Linked DNA regions of Homo sapiens: region 1 is linked to region 2. A link is a contact called in ENCODE Hi-C or POLR2A ChIA-PET data. All regions are on one chromosome and are shown on one strand. Each heading gives the region's core, a stretch centred on a gene start or an enhancer-like site at or near the end of the contact. The rest is flanking DNA. Distances are from core to core; before and after follow the strand shown. Region 1 overlaps KDM6A (lysine demethylase 6A). Region 2 overlaps KDM6A (lysine demethylase 6A).

What was found. Hi-C counts contacts between places; a loop is a spot of excess contacts on that map. ChIA-PET counts read pairs that join two places held with the same protein, here RNA polymerase II (POLR2A). Pooled maps may share reads with other maps.
Region 1: a loop to region 2 is called in a pooled map, with 2.3 times the contacts of the local background. The contact joins two enhancer-like sites. A Hi-C loop is called at or near these places in 10 of 37 single-sample maps with no recorded cell type and 6 of 50 pooled maps. POLR2A ChIA-PET finds 5 or more read pairs at or near these places in 2 of 52 experiments (T-cell and activated T-cell).

The regions. Positions count from the first base shown.
Region 1 is chrX:44,894,730-44,901,554 of GRCh38, reverse strand. The region is part of intron 2 of KDM6A (lysine demethylase 6A); the gene reads right to left. Among named protein-coding and RNA genes, the nearest start is that of KDM6A, 25 kb to the right of the region's middle. Within about 2 kb of position 2,799, at least 4 of the 41 ENCODE cell types and tissues checked have a DNase peak (open chromatin) inside an H3K27ac peak, as active enhancers do.
Region 2 is chrX:45,004,300-45,010,938 of GRCh38, reverse strand. The region is part of intron 4 of KDM6A (lysine demethylase 6A); the gene reads right to left. Among named protein-coding and RNA genes, the nearest start is that of KDM6A, 130 kb to the right of the region's middle. Within about 2 kb of position 4,403, at least 4 of the 41 ENCODE cell types and tissues checked have a DNase peak (open chromatin) inside an H3K27ac peak, as active enhancers do.

The DNA.
Region 1 (6,825 bases), core at 1,550-4,049, 110 kb after region 2:
CAATAATCAGACAGCAGATCACAAGAAAATAGAAGACTCCAAGAGCTCTACAAAACAAGACTTAATAGCCACCTATAGAATACTCCCTGCAACAACAGCAGAATACACATTCTACTCAAGTGTATATGGAACACTATCCGTGACAAACCACGTTAGGCCACTAAAACAAGTCCCCGTATATATATATATATATTTTTTTGAGATGGAGTCTCACTCTGTCACCTCGGCTCACTGCAACCTCTGCCTCTCAGGTTCAAGCAATTCTCCTGCCTCAGCCTCCCGAGCAGCTGAGATTACAGGTGCCTGCCACTACGCCTGGCTAATTTTTGTATTTTAGTAGAAATGGGGTTTCACCATGTTGGCCAAGCTGGTCTCAAACTCCTGACCCTCAAGTGATCTGCCCGCCATGGCCTCCCAAAGTGCTGGGATAACAGGCGTGAGCCACTGCACCTGGCCGTCCTCATAATTTTAAAAGAATTAAAATTTTAAAAGCTATGCTCTCTGACCAAAATGTAGTGAAATTAGAAATCAGTAACAGGAACAAATTGGAGAAATTCACAAATATATGAAAAACTTTAAACACTCCAAAATAACTAATGGATCAAAGAAAAATGCAGAATATTATTATTAAACATATTACACAGAAAATAAACAAACCATTTCTTTCTTTTTTTGAGACGAAGTCTAGCTCTGTCACCCAGGCTGGAGTGCAGTGACACGATCTCCACCTCCCAGGTTCCGGTGATTCTCCTGCCTCAGCCGCCCGAGTAGCTGGGATTACCGGCTCCTGCCACCACGCCCAGCTAATTTTTGTATTTTTAGTAGAGATGGGGTTTCACTGTGTTGGCCAGGCTGGTCTCAAACTCCTGACCTCATGATCCGCCCGCCTCGGATTCCCAAAGTGCTGCAATTACAAGCGTGAGCCACCACGCCCGGCCAAATCATTTCTTAAATAACAAAACGGCTAAACTTATTTTAAGAGAAACTCCCTATTATTGAAGGGCCTAACAATCTTTTCTCCAGGAAGATTTTTCTCAGAAAAAAAGTCTATAAATTGTACAGGAACAAGTTTAAAAGAACAGAAAAAAGGATAAAATCATAGAATTTTTAGAGCTAGAATGAATTAAAATTGTAGAACTTTACTACATGTACATTGCTGAAATAATAATTATTCCCTGCCTAAGGAAGACTAATGCCTCCTACCTATTAAGTTTTCCCTTGCTTATTCATTTGAAATTCATACAGAAACATATCTGTACGTACCGCCTCTCCTTCCTACTCCTAAAAACTTCTGAATCACTTTGCCTATTTTAAGCATTTTAAGAATTTTGGGGAAAAAATTTTGTTTGGCTGGCCTTAATATGTTGAAAGGAGCAGAATGTTATGTTATACTGGTATATTTGGCATAGGAAACTAAAGAGTAACTGCTGTTTGATGGCAAACCATAACAGTGACATTCTGCTATAATCCAGTTTATCTTTCAGTTTCTTTCTTTGCATGTAAATATCTACTTCCTTTAAAGAATATGACAGAAAGCATTTGATATTCAAAAGTAAGCCTTCTAGTTATTTAAACCATATCCCCGAAATAACAGTTATGGGTCACGCCCTAATAGAAACAGCTTTAAAATGAGGATATGTTGTGATTTTGTCACAAGATTCTCCTAAATTTGACTTATTTTGTTCACGACATAATATCTTTAGACAAAACTTTCATAATTCAAAATTGAATTACTATAAGCCTTCCAGTTCCACCAAAATGGAGTACCATAGCTTCATTCTTCCCAGGTCCTCCCTCTTAACAACTAAAAAACCCTGAACATAATACAACAAACAAGCATAGAAAGTATCTGAAAAGTGGAAAGAAAGCAGCAGATTTCCTAAAGACTTCATAATTTGAGGAGTAATAAGGCAATGAGATCCCTGGGTTTTCGTATTGCCACCCATATTTCCAAGACAGGATGCTGCTTCAGAAGACCCCAATACAGTATCACCAACTGTCACAGAGAAAAAAAAAATTCCAAGAAAAGCCTGTTCCTCCTAGTCAAAAGGCTGGGAAAAGGGTAAGCTTAACAAAGGAAACCCTTCTGGCAAAACCCATCCTACTCCAGCTAAGTACCAAAAGAAAACATATACACACACACCCTCCTCCAGTTTCAGTGGAGCCGGGCATATAGCTAATCTAACACATACACCCCCCACCACAAAGCAGAAGCAGGTAAAAGAGTAAGCTTACCAAAAGAAACCTTTCTGGCAAAACCCATCTTACTTGAGCTAAATACCAATGGAAAACACACACACACACACACACACACACACACACACACACACGCATACACACACACCCTCCCTTCCTCCCCCTCCCTCCACAGTTTCAGTGGAGCCAAGCATACAACTAATCTAAACACACACACACCCCACCACAAAGCAGAAGCAGATAAAAGGGTAAGCTTACCAAAGAAACCTTTCTGGCAAAACCCATCTTACTCAAGCTAAATACCAATGGAAAACAAACAAACACACACACACACACACACACACACACACACACCCTCCCTCTCCCTCCCTCCGCAGTTTCAGTGGAGCCAAGCATACAGCTAATCTAACACCCCCCCACCACCACCACCAAGCAGAAGAAGCAGGTGGTGCTTTGCACCAGGTGGTACTGGAAGGGCAGAGTGGATAAGTGCTCCTACACCCTCCACCCAGCAAAAGCAGGCTGTGGGACTGGAGCCCCTACCAGGGTTGTGTTGGCAAGACAAAACAGGGAATTGATCTTCCATCCCCCACACAGGGGTGCTCCAGTTCCCCTGTTGGGTTAGTGGCAAGCCTAAAAGAGGAGCTGATCTTCCATACTCCACCCAGTAAGAGCAAGCGGTGTTCAGACTCACCCATTTAAGATAGTGTCAGTGGGGTCTAGGGGCAAGCTAGGCTTCCACCACCACCCATTAGCAAGGAGGCTTAATAAAGCTGCGTGAAGCAGTTAGTCACCACTACCTTTCACCACCACTCCACTCCCACCTCCCTCCTGCACACACAGGCCTGGTGTCAACAGGACCCAGCAAGAACCTGAACCTGCACCCCTACCCAGCCATCAACAAGACTGAACAAGGAGATGTGAGTTAGAGTCAGTCAGCTTTCTACTCCCTGCCCCAACCCCTGGTATCAGTGGTAACCAGTGAAGAGCTGAACCTCCACATTCACCCAGTATCAAGGCTAAATGAAGCAGTGTAAGACAGAGTAGCTGACAACCATTTCAGCCATTCTCAAATGCCAGTGGTACCCAGAGGGGGCTGAGCTTCCATTCCCCACCTGGCATCAACTCAGGGGAAGTGGTATGAGGTAAGGAGCTTTTTCTTCACCCTGCAGCATCAGTGCAGTGTGAGATAGCCTCCCTACTTCTCTCTTGCTGAGGCAGCATGGCCCGTCAGAAAGTTCATCTTATACCCCTACTCAGAGGCAACAAGGTGGCATAAAATGGTGCCCAACTTTTGTTAGGAAGATGTGAGGGTAAGGGAGGAATTGAACTTCCATCCCACCAGTCTGCATTAAGGCCATATGACTTAGTGCCCCACTTTTTCCACAGTAATTATCAGCAGGACCCAGCAAGAAGCTGAATGAACACACCCACCTAACCCTTGCACTACACTTCAACAAGGGAACTGCCTAGTATAAAAAAGAATAGGCCAGGTGCTGTGGTGCACACCTGTGACTCCTGCTACTCAAGAGGCTGAAGCAGCGGATTACTTAAGTCCTAGAGTTCAAGACCAACCTGGGCAACAGAGCAAGACCCTATCTCAAAAAAAACAAAAAAACAAAATTAGCCAGGCATGGTGGCACACACCTGTTGTCCTAGTTACTCAGCAGGCCAAGGTAGGAGAATCACTTGAGCCCAGGAGTTTGAGGTTACAGCAAGCTATGATCACATCACTGCACTCCAGTCTGGATGACTGATCACGACCCTGTCTCTTAAAAGAAAAAAGGAACAAGATGCACAGTTCTCAAAATATGTATGATATCCAAAATGTCCAGAGTACAAATGAAAATCTCATGCCATACCAGAAACCAGGAAAGTATATTATGAATGAGGAGAAACAATCAACAGACACAATACTGAGGTAAATCAGATTTTTTAATTACCTGACAAAAATAAAGATTTTAAAGCAGTCAACAAAACGCTTCAACAAGCAATTGCAACTGCTCTTAAAACAAATAAACAGAAATCTCAGCAAATGTTATTTTAGAAGAACCAAATGGAAATTATAAAACCAAAAAAAAAAAAAAAACCTAAAATAAAAACTCTTTGAATGAGCTCAATAAAAGAGTGGAAATGATAGACGACAGAGTCAGTGAACCAATCAGTAGAATTATGTCAATCTAAACAAGAGAGAAAACAGACTAAAAAAAAAAAAAAAAAGAACAAAGCCTCAGGGACCTATGGACAAAAATCGAAAAAGCTAAGACTCTTCTCAGAGTCCCAGAAGATGAGAGAGAATAGGACTGAAAAAGTATTCAAAGATATAATGGCTGAAAACTTCCCAAATTTGGTGAAATACGCTAAAGATACAAAAAGGTGAGTAAACCCCAAATAAAAAAGACACCCACACCAATACATCACAATTAAACTTCTGAAAACTAAAGACAAAAAAATCTTGAAAACAGCCAGAGAGAAATGATACATTACTTTATAGGGGAACACCAATTCAAATGACAGCAAATTTCTCATCTAAACCAGACAGGAAAAAAAAAAATAGCACAACACTTGTCAAGTACTTAAAGAAAATAACTGTCCACTGTGAATTCTATACACAGCAAAATATTCTTCAGAAATGAAGGCAAATAAGACAGTCTCAGAAAAACTAAGAATTTCTTGCTAGCAAACCTACCCTGAAAGAACAGCTAAAGAAGCTGTCTGAAAAAAAAAAAAAAAAAGGAAATGATAATGGAAGAATGCTGAAACTTCAGGGAAAAAAAAAAGAACTTTGGAATAGGTAAAATAGAGGTAAATATAACAGACTATCATACTACGCATGAGTTTCTTTTTATCTTTTTTTAGTTCTGCTTACTAAGGAAGAGTTCTTAAATCATATTTGCTGGTTGAAGCAAAATTTATCACACCATCTGATGTGTTGTTCAATGTATGTAGAGAATGTAAGTACACTTAAGAAAATTTATTTTTGGCCGGGCGCGGTGACTCACGCCTGTAATCCCAGCACTTTGGGAGGCCGAGGCGGGCGGATCACGAGGTCAGGAGATCGTGACCATCCTGGTTAACACAGTGAAACCCCGTCTCTACTAAAAAAAATACAAAAAAATTAGCTGGGCGTGGTGGCAGGTGCCAGTAGTCCCAGCTACTCGGGAGGCTGAAGCAGGAGAATGGCATGAACCCAGGAGGCGGAGCTTGCAGTGAGCGGAAATCCAGCCACTGCACTCTAGCCTGGGTGACTGAGCCAGACTCTGTCTCAAAAAAAAAAAAAAAATTTATTTTTAAAGTAAAGAGGGCAAAAGGACCTAAGTGGAAGAAAAGTTTCTGTGCTTAACTGAAAGTGGTAAAACACCAATACCAGTAGACAGTGGTAAGTTACATATGAATACTGCAATATCCAGAGCAACCACTAAGAAATCTATACAAAGAAATATATTCAAAAACATTAAAAATCAAGATGGAATCCTAAAATATATTAAGATAACCCATAAGAAGGTAAAAAAAAAAAGCAGATGAATGAGAAACACACAAAAAATGCAAGTAATAATAGAAAGAAAACAGAAAACCCTCCAAATACTTAGAAACTTAACACACTACTAAATACTCCATGGATCAAAGAAATTTTAAAATGCACAGAACTGAATCAAAATGAAAATACAAATACAAAAGTATGTGAGACACAGCTAAAGTAGTGCTGAAATGTAAATTTATAGCACCAAATTGTTACATCAGAGAAAAGGAAATGATTCAAATTAATAATCCAACTTCCAAGCTCAAGAACCTAGAAAATATAAAGAGCAAATAAACCCAAAGCAAGCAGAAAGAAGGAAATAGAGAAGAAATCAATAAAATTGAAGCCAGGAGAACAGCAGAATAAAAAAAAAAAAAAAAAGCAATCAATAAAAAGTTGGTTCTTAAAAAAATAAAAGTTGGCCCAGAGCGGTGGCTCATGGTCTGTAATCCCAGCACTTTGGGAGGCCGAGGCGGGCAGATCACGAGGTCAGGAGATTGAGATGAGACCATCCCGGCTAACGCGGTGAAACCCCATCTCTACTAAAAATGCAAAAATAAAAAAAATTAGCCAGGCGTGGTGGCAGGCACCTGTAGTCCCAGCTACTTGGGAGGTTGAGGCAGGAGAATGGCGCAAACCCAGGAGGCGGAGTTTGCAATGAGCCGAGATCGTGCCACTGCACTCCAGCCTGGGCGACAGAGCGAGACTCTGTCTCTAAAATAAATAAATAAATAAATAAATAAATAAATAAATAAATAAATAAAATAAAAGTTGCTGGGCGTGGTGGCTCACACCTGTAATCCCAGCACTTCGGGAAGCCAAGGTGGGTGGATCACCAGAGGTCAGGAGTTCGAGACCAGCTTGGCCAACATGGTGAAACCCCGTCTAAACTAAAAATACAAAAACTAGCCAGGCATGATGGCGGGTGCCTGTAATCCCAGCTACTCGGGGGCTGAGGCGGGAGAATCACTTGAACCCGGGAGCCGGAGGTTGCAGTGAGCCGAGATCGCGCCACTGCACTCCAGCCTGAGCCCCGTCTCAACTAAAAATACAAAAACTAGCCGGGCATGAAGACGGGTGCCTGTAATCCCAGCTACTCGGGGGCTGAG
Region 2 (6,639 bases), core at 3,154-5,653:
TTTTAGGAAAAATACTTGTATCTAACATATATGATGTTATTATTGTAAAATACGGTATCCAAGATGTTTTAAGTCCTAAAATTCTATCATGCATTACAATATATTTTTAAAACACCAAAATAACAGTGATCAGATGGCACAGATTCCAATCAACTTAGAGAGGTATTCCAGCCCTGAAATAAAAATATTTACTAGCAGAAATTCTATGGTCAAATCTAAAATTAAAAATCTATTCTTCAGGAATAAGAGAATGCTCAGCCTATGTTATCCTATTCTCTCTTGCTTGTATCTACATTCTTCCTCTGGTTCTTTTTGTTTCTTGAATTGGATTTAATTTTATATTTAGTACTGCCAGGAAGGTAGTTAGAATTCAAAGGAAATGCACAGTATAAACCTAAAACAAATTTTAGTATTTAAGAAAAATAGCATCATGCCAATCATCACCTAGGCATTAACATCTTGTGCTTTAAATATCATTGACTCCTTTTGCAGTATGAAACAAGACATGTGTCAACACTTATCCTGACTAACTTTGACCTCTGGACTCCTAATAGGATCCAGCTATTTATATAATTTATATTTATATAACTCCATGATTTTTTTTCTTTTTTTTTTAAAGAGACAAGGTCTCGCTCTGTCACCCCAACGCGATCACAGCTCACTGCAGCCTCAAACTCCTGGGCTCAAGCAATCCTCCCACCTCAGTCTCCCAAGTAGCTGGGACTAAAGGCATGTGACACCATGCCCAGATCCTACTCCTTATTTTCAAAAACAGCAAATGTTTGAGTACCCAGTATATGTTTTATCAATAACCAAGCAAATCTATTTTAGTAAATCTTCCCTATTAAAAAAGAAGGTAAAGCTTTCATACTGATCTGTGTGAACAAATTTCTTCTTCGAAATTATAAGCTTCAAATTACAAATGTCTCTGATTTCTAAAACTTCAAAATTTTAACTATTATTACAATGCTTGTCATGCTGCCTGCGTTGCATCTCCCAAGAAAGACTGTGAGATAAAGGTTTTTGTACAAGTAGTTTATTTGAGAAGTATCTGAGGAAATACCTTTAATGAAGTAAAGAAGTGAGTCAGGAAAGGAAAGTATGCCAATAAAGGATGCATTATGGAGCTGATTATGACTCTAGGCAACTGGGACTCAAGCCTGCTGGAGATCTCTGGGAGACAGTATGGAACATTTCTCAGAGTCATCTTGCCCTAAGTATGAAGGAACTAGGGTAATTATACTACAACTTCTGTAATTCATTAGTTGAGAAAAAGAACCAATGATGTTTAAAGCCCAAAATGTAAACAGCTTGTCAGAGGCATTTGAACCAGAAGAACTCCATCTTGAATAGGGGCTGGGTAACGTAAGACTGTGACCTACTGAGCTGCATTCCCAGGAGGTTAGGCATTCTTAGTCACAGGATGAGACTGGAGGTTGGCACAAGATACAGGTCACAAAGACCTTGCTGATAAAAACAGGTTGCAGTAAAGAAGCCAGCCAAAAGCCACCAAAACCAAGATGGCAACAAAAGTGACCTCTGGTCGTCCTCACTGCTCATTATACACTAATTATAATGCATTAGTATGCTAAAAGACACTCCTAGCAGCACTATCACAACGTCAGAACTCTGTAAGGTCTAAAAAGGTGAGGAACCCTCAGTTCTGGGAATTGCCCACTGCTTTCCTGGAAAACTAATGAATAATTCACCCCTTGTTTAGCATATAATCAAGAAATAACTGTAAGTATTGTCAGATGAGCAGATATTCCTTTACTTTCTTAATAAACTTGCTTTCACTTTACTCTGGATTATCCTCGAATTCTTTCTTGCGTGAGATCCAACCTGGGGTTTGGATCAGGACCCCTTTCCAGTAACAAGCTGAGTGACTTTTCTTGCTTTTTAAAAATGCTAAAGTTTGTCCTAAAATTATATTGTGCATTTCCTTTGAATTCTAAGTATCTTTCTAGAAACACTAAGTTTCTTAAATACATTGTCAAATGTAAAAATATGGTAATTTCATTTTATTAAGTCCTCATTACCCCCAATTTTCCGAATGAGGAAATTATATTACAGAAGTATTCACAAATTCCAGGAGTCACAAAGGTCTCAGACAACATCCATTTTTAAATTTCCTGTTTAAATTTTTTTTAATTTTAAATTTAGTTGAAACTGTTTTTAATCAGGATCATTCATCTACTATCCCATCCCCTGAAATAATCTGAGCATTTACTTGGTGCCAGGGACAATTCTCAAGGGTTAAACAAACCAATCTGAATAAAATATACTTCCCCTGCTCTCAAGAAGTATGCAATCTAGAGGGTGGGGGAGAGGAGGCATGGATATTCAGAATGTGGTAAAAGTGGTAATAGTTAATCCAGAGTCATTTAGTGTTCTACCTAAAAAGTCAAGATTTGAAAGACAATGGGGGTGTGGGGGTGAGGGTGGTTGTGAAAGGAAAGGGAGCAACATCTTAACATCTATTTAGGCAACTGCCTGGACAGGGTGGAGTGAGCGTACTATAGAAATATGAGTTTATTTTTATTTTTTTTATTTTTTATTTTCTTTGAGATGGAGTTTCGCTCTGTCGCCCAGGCTGGAGTGCAGTGGTGCGATCTCGGCTCACTGCAAGCTCCACCTCCCGGGTTCACGCCATTCTCCTGCCTCAGCCTCCTGAACAGCTGGGACTACAGGCGCCCGCCACCACGCCCAGCTAATTTTTTGTATTTTTAGTAGAGACGGGCATTTCTGATTTCAGGACACACTGTACATTCTCCCAACTTCATTCTTCTCCCTCTAGGAAATCTTATTCAATCCCCACCACCCTATAAATTCTATTAATCATTCAAGATCCATTTAAATGCCACCTTCCCCATGAAAGCTTTGCTTCTTGTCCCACCTCAAACTAGAGGTGATTTTTCCAACCTCTAAATTTGGTCTTACTGCAACGTCTCTATCATCTGACATTATTATGTAACAGTAAAAACTTAGTTTTATGCAATATCTAACATCAACTCTTTCAAAAGGTTCTAAAAAACCTTATGTGGTGGTAGAGGGCTTCATTTATAGAATGAAGAAACTGCATCAGAGAATAAGCAATTTACTCAAGGAAACAGGTACTAACTAGCAGACATAGGAACTGAAACTAGGTCAGTCTCCAGAGCTCACTCTTAACTATTACACCATATATTTGTTACTTGTGTGTTGACTAAACTCCATCCGATCAAATAAAAATGCCATAAAGGCAGGAGTGATCACTGCCTGTATTCCTTGTTATCACCTAGCACAGGGCGCACTTCCATAGAGTAGATGCCCAAAGATTTACTAATCCAATCACCCAGTACAAGGGGACTTCAAAAAGTTCATGGAAAAAAACAGAATTAAAAGATAAAAATATAAACATTATTTCTCAACATAAGCTCCATCAAGTTCAAGACACGTTTGTAAGCAATGACACCAGCCATTTAGTCCAGCCCTAAACAACTGAGGGGTCCTGGGGGATGTAGCCATGTCAATGCAGTCTTTTTTACATTATTTACTGAAGAAAAAAGTGGGTGCCCTTTAAAGATTTTACTTTAAAGATTTTTTAAAATAGGAAATAAAAAGAAGCTGGAAGGAGCCAAATCAAGACTGTATCATTTCCCATGAAAACTCTCAAAACATTGCCCTTGTTTGATGAGAGGACTGAGTAGAGGCACTGCCATGGTGAGGCTTTTCTGGGCATTTTTCTGCTAAAGCTTTGGCGTTCTTAAAACATACTCGTAATAAGCAGAGGTTATTGTCATTCTTTGGCTCTCCGGAAAGTCAACAAGCAAAATGCCTTGAGAATCCCAAAAAACTGTTGTCTTGATCTGTGCTCTTGACCGGTCCACTTTCACTATGACTGGATCAATTTCTACCTCTTGGTAGCCATTGCTTTGATTGTGCTTTGTCATTAAGATCATACTGGTAAAGCCAAGTTTCACCTCCTGTTACAATCCTTTGAAGAAATGCTCAGGATCTTTTTTTTTTTGAGATAGAGTCTTGCTTTGTCCCCAGGCTGGAGTGCAATGGTGTGATCTCGGCTCACTGTAACCTCCACCTCCGGGGTTCAAGCAATTCTCCTGACTCAGCCTCCCAAGTAGCTGGGACCACAGGTGTGTGCCACCATGCTGTTAGATATGAGTTCTAAATTTCTTTTCAAAGAATCAATATGTCAGTATGTTCAATCCTTTACCTTCTACTTTTAAACTTCCTCACAAAGCAACCTTTTTCGATTACCTGCTCCACCCTGACTCATTCTGATTACTGATTGCACCCTGACTCATTACCTGCTCTGTCATAACCATTTTTCCCACCAAACCACTCACCCCGTCACTCTCTTTAAATCAGCCAATTGGAATTAGTTTAGCCTGGGCGGTCTAACCCTAGCCAAGAGGGGAATGACACAGCAGTAGGGGCTACGTGTGTCAGGGATAAGAACCCCCTCCCCTCCCTTGTCCAAGTGTGCGCTCACCATTGCTTCTATAGAAGGCACACCCTTCTATAGAAGTATCTTGTCTTGCTGAGAATTAAAAAGAAAATTTTATATTCGAGTGCTATTTCTTTTGCAGCACTGAAACTTTATGTATAACAATTTGGGGGCTCACCCATGATTACATTCCCCTCCCGACAGTCTCTGGTTCTCCCTCATGAGGAGGCATGCCCTGCCCCTTGTGGTCACCTCAGGGGTGAGAAATCAGAACTCACCCAGTGCGAGGAATAACCCAAGCTCTTGGCAACATGGCGGCGGGGGGGGGCGCAGGGCTGGGGGGGACTGGCCAGTAACCTAGCTTAAAGGATTCTCACATACCACACTGATGACTGTACACAGACCAAGGAAGGAGAAGCCACAGGAGCCGGTAAAGTATTTCCTTGGTGGTAGGGACCAAGGTAAGAAAGCCGGGTGGTGGGTGGTGGGTGGTGGGTGGTGGGTGGTGGGGGGTGGGGGGGGTGGGGGGGTGGGGGGGTGAGGTGAAGTACTCCTTGGTTGGGGTGGCTTACAGGTTAAAAAGAGGTGAGACATGCCCATTGGAGGGGACTGAACTTCACACGAACCTCCAGTAGTAGAAAAGGTGAGAAATTTCCAGTGGGGGAAATTGAGCCTCCCCACAAAAGGTGACAAATTTTCAGTAAGGGAAATTGAACCTTGAAACTTACCCCAAAACCATCAAGATGGGAAATAACCCAAGCAAGACAGGGAGCAAGAGGGATAAAGATGGTAACAAAGATATCCCCCCAGATAGCCCCCTAGGTCTCAAGCTAAAACACTGGAAGGATAACGAAAGGACTAAACATAGGAAAAAGCAACAAATGATAAAATATTGCTGTTTAATTTAGACTCAAAGACCCATCCTCAAACCCTCAATCTTCTGGCCAAAGTTTAGATCGAATGAGGATGTAATGTGTCAGCTTCTAATCCGACATGTTAATGATAAAAGTCGAGTGTCTCAGAAGAACTAGGCTATGCCCTCTGTTGGAGGCATGGACCTGCCCTCCTTTTTCCCTTAAAAACAAATAGGGAAGAACCCAATCTGGCACCTCAAAATGAAAAGTCAGAGGAGCCAGCTCTCATGCCTAAAGACTCCAGCGCATGGGATCCCCTAGACTATCTTCCCCCACTCAGTGTCCCCAATCTTTCCCCTCAGACAGCCACTGCCTCCTCAGATCCCATTCCAAATTCCACCTCCACTCACGTTATCCCTCCTCCTTATAACTCTGACTCTTGGGAATTACCGTCCCACCAGCCCATTCCCTCCCAACCTAAAGACCCCTCTCTAAAAGGACTCCAGCGTGAGGTAGAACAATGTAAAAAAGATATTCAGAATTTCCCATTTCCCTCCATACCTAAGAGGCCCAACCCTCTTCCCTTTGAAAGAGGTACCATAAGGAGGGGGGGGCCACTGGCTTTGTAAATGCTCCCTTAACCAAAGTCTAGAATTTTAAAAAGGAGCTTAAACCACTACTAGATAACCCTTATGGAGTGGCAGACCAAATTGCCCAATTCTTAGGACCTCAGTTATACACTTGGGTCGAGTTAATGTCCATCTTGGGCATCCTCTTTTCAGGAGAAGAAAGGAGTATGATTTGTAGGGCTGCTATGGTAGTTTGGGAATGTGAGCATCCTCCTGGTGAAAACGTTCCTACCGCGGACCAGAAATTCCCCGCCTGAGACCCCTGGTGGGACAATAACAAAGCAGATCAACAGGAAAATATGCAGGATCTAAGAGAGACAATAATAAAAGGAATTCGGGAGTCAGTACCCCGAACCCGAAATCTTTCTAAAGCATTTGACATACAACAGGAAAAGGATGAAGGGCCTATGAGATTCCTAGACAGACTGAGGGAGCAAATGAGGCAATATGCAGGCCTCAATTTGGATGATCCCCTTGGGCTAGGAATGTTGAAACTCCAATTTGTCACTAAAAGTTGGCCAGACATTTCAAAAAAGTTACAAAACATAGACAGTTGAGAAGACCGTCCCCTAAGTGAGCTTCTCAGGGAAGCTCAGAAAGTATATGTGAAAAGGGATGAAGAAAAACAGAAACAAAAGACAAAACTTACGTTTTCTACCTTCCAACAGATGGCTCCAAACCCAGGTACTTCTAGACAGTTTCCAGGGAG